2 separate regions of the Homo sapiens genome follow, and region 1 is linked to region 2. A link is a loop called in an ENCODE intact Hi-C map of the cell type or tissue named here. Cell type or tissue: mammary epithelial cell. All regions are shown on one strand. Each heading gives the region's core, and the rest is flanking DNA. Links, peaks and the distances in the headings are about the cores only. Region 1 overlaps LOC105370003 (a long non-coding RNA gene). Region 2 has its middle 250 kb from the start of TBX3.

Region 1 (2,920 bases), core at 159-2,658, 450 kb before region 2:
GCCCTTGATAAGCTGACAGCCAGTGGGAGTTGCTAAGGCACAGGACAAAGCACATGGGCTTTGGGCCCATCAAACCTGATTCATGAAACTGGCTCTACCGCTCACGAGCTCCTTAGCCTGGGGCCACACACTTAACCTCTCTGAACTTGTTTGCTCATCTGTATAATGGAGCACCTGACACCCAACTCACAGGACTGTCAGCAGGATCAGAGAAAATGCGTATACATTCACCTGCACAGTACCTGATATATGTAAGTGCTTATTTAATACATGGTGGTTAGCATTAACTTTACTGTTACCAAATGAAACAGACACATAACAGGAAAAATTATCATATATATTGTGTTAGGCACTTTTAAAAACAGATCTGAATAAAGTGTTAGGAGACAGGATAGCAGAGGGTAGGAATATGGGCTTTGGAGATAGATGTTGATTCCAAACCTAGCACCTCCATTCATGCAGTGAGTTGACACTGGGCAAGTGCCTTGGCATTTTGATTTGTAAAATGGGCACAATTACCTATTAGTACCAACTCACAGGTATATTGCTCATTTTTCTTTTTTTAAAGAGATAGGATCTGACTCTGTCGCCCAGGCTGGAGTGCAGTGATGGGATCATAGCTCACTACAGTCTTGACTTTCTGTACTCAAGCGATCTTCCTGCGTAGCTGGGACTACAGACACATGACACCGTGCCTGGCTAATTTTTGTACTTTTTGTAGAGATAACATCTTGATTTGTTGCCTAGAGTGGCCTCAAAACTCCTGGCCTCAAGTGATCCTCCCACCTTGGCCTCCCAAAGGGCTGGAATTACGGGTGTGAGACACCTCACCTGGCCTGGAATGTTGTGAATGTAAAGGGGATGACACATCATACAAAGGGATTCACACTTTTTTTTAGCTATAGGGCTTGCTCAATAAGTGTGCATTGCTGCTATTTCCACAGGAACACAGGTGGCCAAAGAAACCTCTTAAGAGGGAAAAAATGAATCACGGGGAATATGCTCATATAAGAAATTAGGGAAAGAAAAGAAAGAAAAAAAAACAAAGCCTTTTTTTTTTTTTTTTTTTTTTTTGCTGGGTATAGGAAGGCATCCCAGGCTGCTTCATCATTGCCCTGTCCAGTTCTGACAAATATCTTTGACATCCCCAGAGAGAACACTGAGGCCCTTCAAGATTTTAAATTCTCTGAGAAGTCTTCAAAGGTCTACTTTGACTGTAGTAGAAGAGTGACTGGTATCTTCGGAATGGTTTTGAAGTTCAGTGGTAAACATGTCTTTTGGGCTGTATTTTTATCAAGGAACATGTAAATATACCAGCGTGCCCTCTCCCTAAGTCCCCAGGAGCCTTGATGTTTTCCTAGATGTCAACTCCAGCACTTCCGTGAGTGGTAGAGGCAGTGGATGCTCATTCTAAACAAGGTGGTGCAACCAGTTTGTTGTAGGTGTAGTTTTCCTGAACTGGTAAATTGTCCAAAACTTTCACTGACTGTGCAATCAGTCACTCCTTGTGCTACTTGCAGACTTGGCTTGTGGCCTGACCTACTTCACGTTTACACAGGCCCGAAGCTTGCCTGCAAACATCATCGGGGAGCTAGAGATGACGGGCAAGGAGTGATTCATTTCTTTGGCCGTGAGTTGCTTAAAGCAACTCATTTGCGTGCTTGGGGTAACCCCCTTCAAAGTTAAGCAGGCAAGGTGAGCCTTGCTCCATCTGCCCTCAGTAAAGAGATGGCATCCTGCTGGTTATCTTGCTGACATAGCTGGTCCTGCTTAACCAGGTGAGGCAGAGTGTGAAGAGCTTCTTCTGGCGATCAGGCAGACCTGGTTATGAACTCCGATTCTGCTACTTAGTACCTGTAGCCAAATTACTCAAGTCTCTCTGCTTCTCTAGTTCCTCTCTTGCAAAATGATTTATGAGTGGATTAGGTCTATAGATGGCAACATTGTCATGAAAGACTGTTGTATGGATCGAACACACAATAATCTATGCCCAATACCTGTTAAATAGATATTAATAAACTCATATTTGCTGACTGTGTGCCAGGCACTGCTCTAAGCACTTCACATTTATCAACTCATTTAATCTTCCTAACAAGTCCATGAGGTTATTATTGTCCCCATTTTACAGATGTGGAAACTGAGGCAGAGCAGTGTGGTCACTTTTCCAAGGTTACACAGTTAGTAAGTGGTCAACCTGGTATTTACAGGATGGCAGACTCCAAATTTCATGTCCTTAATTACAGTTAATACGCCCTTTCAATAAATGATCCCTGTTAGAATTTTATCAAGCCAGTCTTTACTGGGTGTCCTTGTGAGTTTGAACACCACTAGGAATCCGGAAATAACCCCAAGCTTGTCTTTTTCCTACTGTGGAAATAAGTGACTGATCTCCGGCCATCAAGATCTGTATAATTCTATACACTTATTTATAGCAAGACATAACTAAATTCCTCCCACTCAGTCTCTCTCTCTCTCTCTTACCCCCAGAGGGCCTTTCAGTAGCTTATTTGGAGTGAACACCATCCAGGGAAAAAAAATTAGTTAAGAAAAACAGGAATTAAGATGTCAAGACAGATTGCCGACAGGACCTTTGATCTGACCAGAAATAAATATAAAAGAAGCTGCTGAGAAGTCTCTTGCCTGATTTCCATCTAAACCACTAGAAGTCAGACCCAATTCCTGCGGCTTCAGCCTGGCCCCAGGACTCGTGAGGACTGGGGTATGATCTCCACTTCGCAAGGGGAAGCCAGTGGCTCTCTAAATCTTCCTAGAGTGCCCTGTGTCCTGAGGATGGGGTTGGGCGGGGGAAACATCCATTGAAATCAGGATGGAAGAAAAGTTCCTGAGGTGAGTGTGATTTGGTGGGGCAGTGGAAGATGAAGCTCATTGACAATGGGTTTTACCATTTGGGAAATGGTAG
Region 2 (2,920 bases), core at 299-2,798:
GAAACTATTCACTACATAGAAACTATGCTTTTTCCTTCTTGGACTTGTTTCTTGCTCTTCCCCTGAAGCAGCTCTTCTTATGCCAGGCACTCAATAGGTGCTTGACACATAAGCACTGACTCAACACTTTGAATTAGAAGTCACAGAGGGAGACTAATGGAACAGATTTTGAGCACTACTCCCCTTTCTTCCATCAGGCATCTGATGAGTCATCTAAGGTCATGTGATAGCAAAACTGTTGGGCCTATAGAAAAAGTCTTTTAAGACATCCACGTCATTAAGTTTTCCTGCTCTTCCAGAGATCTGGAGTCAACGAGTCCTCACCCACACACCTCCATTCTCCTGCATTACTGAGAACCAAGGCTCCTTCCGGACTACAGGCATTGAACCAAAACGGAAGTGGAGAGCCACCCTTGAATGGGAATGCCCACCTTTGCGTACATTTCAGATGGCAGACGGAACCCATTCATCAAACTATGAAAATTCCCTCCACTCTCGAGGAAGAATGGCCATGAAGGGCTTGTAAATACATGTCTTCAGGTTTAAACAAATTGCATCATTATTTTTATTTTTTGAGAGGAGTCCATGTGAAGGGAACTAGAGGCATGCTTGGGTGTTTGTCCTGCAGACAATGCATGCCTGGGTCTTGTGCTGTTTCCGTATCTTCTGCCCAAGCGCTGGCCAGCCTCATGGCCTCTCAACAGGAGAAGGGTGCCAATTCCTAACATTCTATTTTCATACTGTTTGATGATAAAAATCGCCCCAGCAGGGCGAATGGCAGTGAACAAAAACAGGAAGCAGACCCCTGATTAGATAGGAACAGGGTGGCTTGTAGAGTAATAAACAAAATGACTAAGAAGATAAATGAGAGAACCATGGATGCTGCCATCTCCTTCCTGAACAGGCCAAGAATAAATGGAAAGAAGAAATCGGGAAAGAAGTCATGTCTTGGGCTCTAAGTGGGGGTGAAGGAGGCTTGCTCTGCAACATCACTTTGCAGGGGCCTTCCTTGAGTTGCCTCTTGAGTGAAGGCCATCAGGACAACTATCTGGTTTTCAGTGACTTCCTTTGAAAATCTTGCCTAAGTGATTTAGTACTCTGTTTTGATATTTGGAGATCCTTTGAAATCTGTGATCTTAGAGCTTTAGCCAAACCAAGGGTCCACTTTGTCATGTTGCTACTCTTGGACAGTGGTGCTCAGTTGGGGCAGGAGATGGTAATTTTGCCCTCTAGTGGGCATTTGACAATGTCTAGTGAGTTGCCACAACTGATGGATGGTGCTGTTGGCATCTAGTGGGTAGAGGCCAGAGATGCTGCTAAATATCCCGTAACGCCTAGGATAGCCCCTAGCAACAAAGAATTATCCAGCCCTAAGTGTCAATAGTAGCAAAGCTGAGAAACCCTGATGTAAGGCAAGTTAAGATATAAAAATAGGTATAAGTTTGGGTATGGACATAGGGTGGGTACGAATGTGGACATAGAAGTAAACATAGACATATATTGAACCCATTCTGCAATGAAATCTTACTTCTTTTTCTTAAAAAAAAAAAAAAAGACAACTTCACTTCTGATAAAAAATCTTCACAGGGATAAATCACCAGGAAAGTGAGACTTAGACATTCCCCTATAAAGACCCAGAAGCTCCAGGCCTGCTCTAAGCATGGGCCTCGTGATGAGAGCACATGTTCAAATTCTACCTATAACATTTACGTCCTGTGTGATCTTTGGCAAGTTTCTTATTCTCTCTGAGTCTTAGCTCCATACTTATGACGTTGACTTAATAACTTCTATTTCTTATAGCTCCAGGCCTGCTCTGACCAGGGCCTCACGATGAGAGCACATGTTCAAATTCCACCTATAACATTTACGTCCTGTGTGATCTTTGGCAACTTTCTTATTCTCTCTGAGTCTTAGCTCTATATTTATGATGTTGACTTAATAACTTCTATTTCTTATAGCTGTGATGATAATGAATAGGATTGCATGAATAATGGCCAATACATTGTCTGTACCCTAGTCAAATAGGAGACATTCAATGAATTGCATCTGCTATTGATCATATAATCATCAACATGCTTCGATTTTAATGTACATTCAGGTATTTCTCCTTAGTACTCGAAGGGCTCTTTGCAATTGGAAAACATGATTTAGGGTACCAGGATGCTGAGATGGGACTCTGTCTCAATTTCAGCTGATGCCTCAAGGAATTAAGAACCAATAGGTAAGTTCATCAAGTGGTTTCCTTGAAGTCTCATCATCAGGAGGGATTGTGACAAGCTGAGATGCAGCTAGAATGCACAGTCACTTTGGATAGAGGCCTGCATTTCCAGCGGTCAGGGAACTGCTAGAATGGGCTCTCCATGGCACAGATGTGGGCCAAGTGACCACGCGGGAGAGTCAGCCTGGAGCCTTCAGGTACTGTCTTGGGCAAAGTGTTGGAAATCCAGTTTCCACTTACAAGAGGCAATCAGCAGCTGCCTTCAGTTTGAGTCCTTGTTCCCTGCACAGCCCCCAGGTCTGGGCCACCCTTCACAGAACCACACTACTGGTGGGTTTGGGTGTGAGTGTGAGTGTGCACCTGTGTATGTAAGGAAGGGAGCTATAGAGAAAGCAAATCTTCCTGTGGCCTGGAAAGATCAGCTTTGTGCTGATTTCCTTCTTTTTTTTTTTTTTTTTTTTTTTTTTTTGAGACAGGTTCTAGCTCTGTCACCCAGGCTGGAGTGCAGTTTTGGAAGTGCCATCCAGGTAGCAGAAGCTTTAGCACCTTCCTTTGGAAGGTGGGAATATTTAGACTGGTTGCTTTCCAACCTTAGCCAAAATTCCATCAGAAAGTCCTGTTTAAATACATGTACACTACGATGAGCTAAGAATAGAATTCATATCATGATAAGAATACCATTTATTTTAATAGCTTAGAGTT

The links. Hi-C counts contacts between places; a loop is a spot of excess contacts. Peaks named below come from ENCODE experiments on the same cell type or tissue, not always from the same donor. Only the 100,000 strongest peaks of a DNase experiment are listed, where the experiment ranks them.
Region 1: it touches region 2 in a loop (3-fold over the local background); 2 of 110 quality-filtered maps call a loop at or near these places.

The regions. Positions count from the first base shown.
Region 1 is chr12:115,382,513-115,385,432 of GRCh38, reverse strand. All of the region lies in intron 3 of LOC105370003 (a long non-coding RNA gene), which reads left to right. Among named protein-coding and RNA genes, the nearest start is that of LINC02463, 500 kb to the left of the region's middle. In mammary epithelial cell, for the core only: no CTCF peak of the experiment used is centred there; DNase peaks (open chromatin) are centred at 892 and 1,562; H3K27ac peaks cover 1,277 bases.
Region 2 is chr12:114,934,158-114,937,077 of GRCh38, reverse strand. No RefSeq gene overlaps it. Among named protein-coding and RNA genes, the nearest start is that of TBX3, 250 kb to the right of the region's middle. In mammary epithelial cell, for the core only: a CTCF peak has its summit at 1,239 (motif pointing left); no DNase peak of the experiment used is centred there.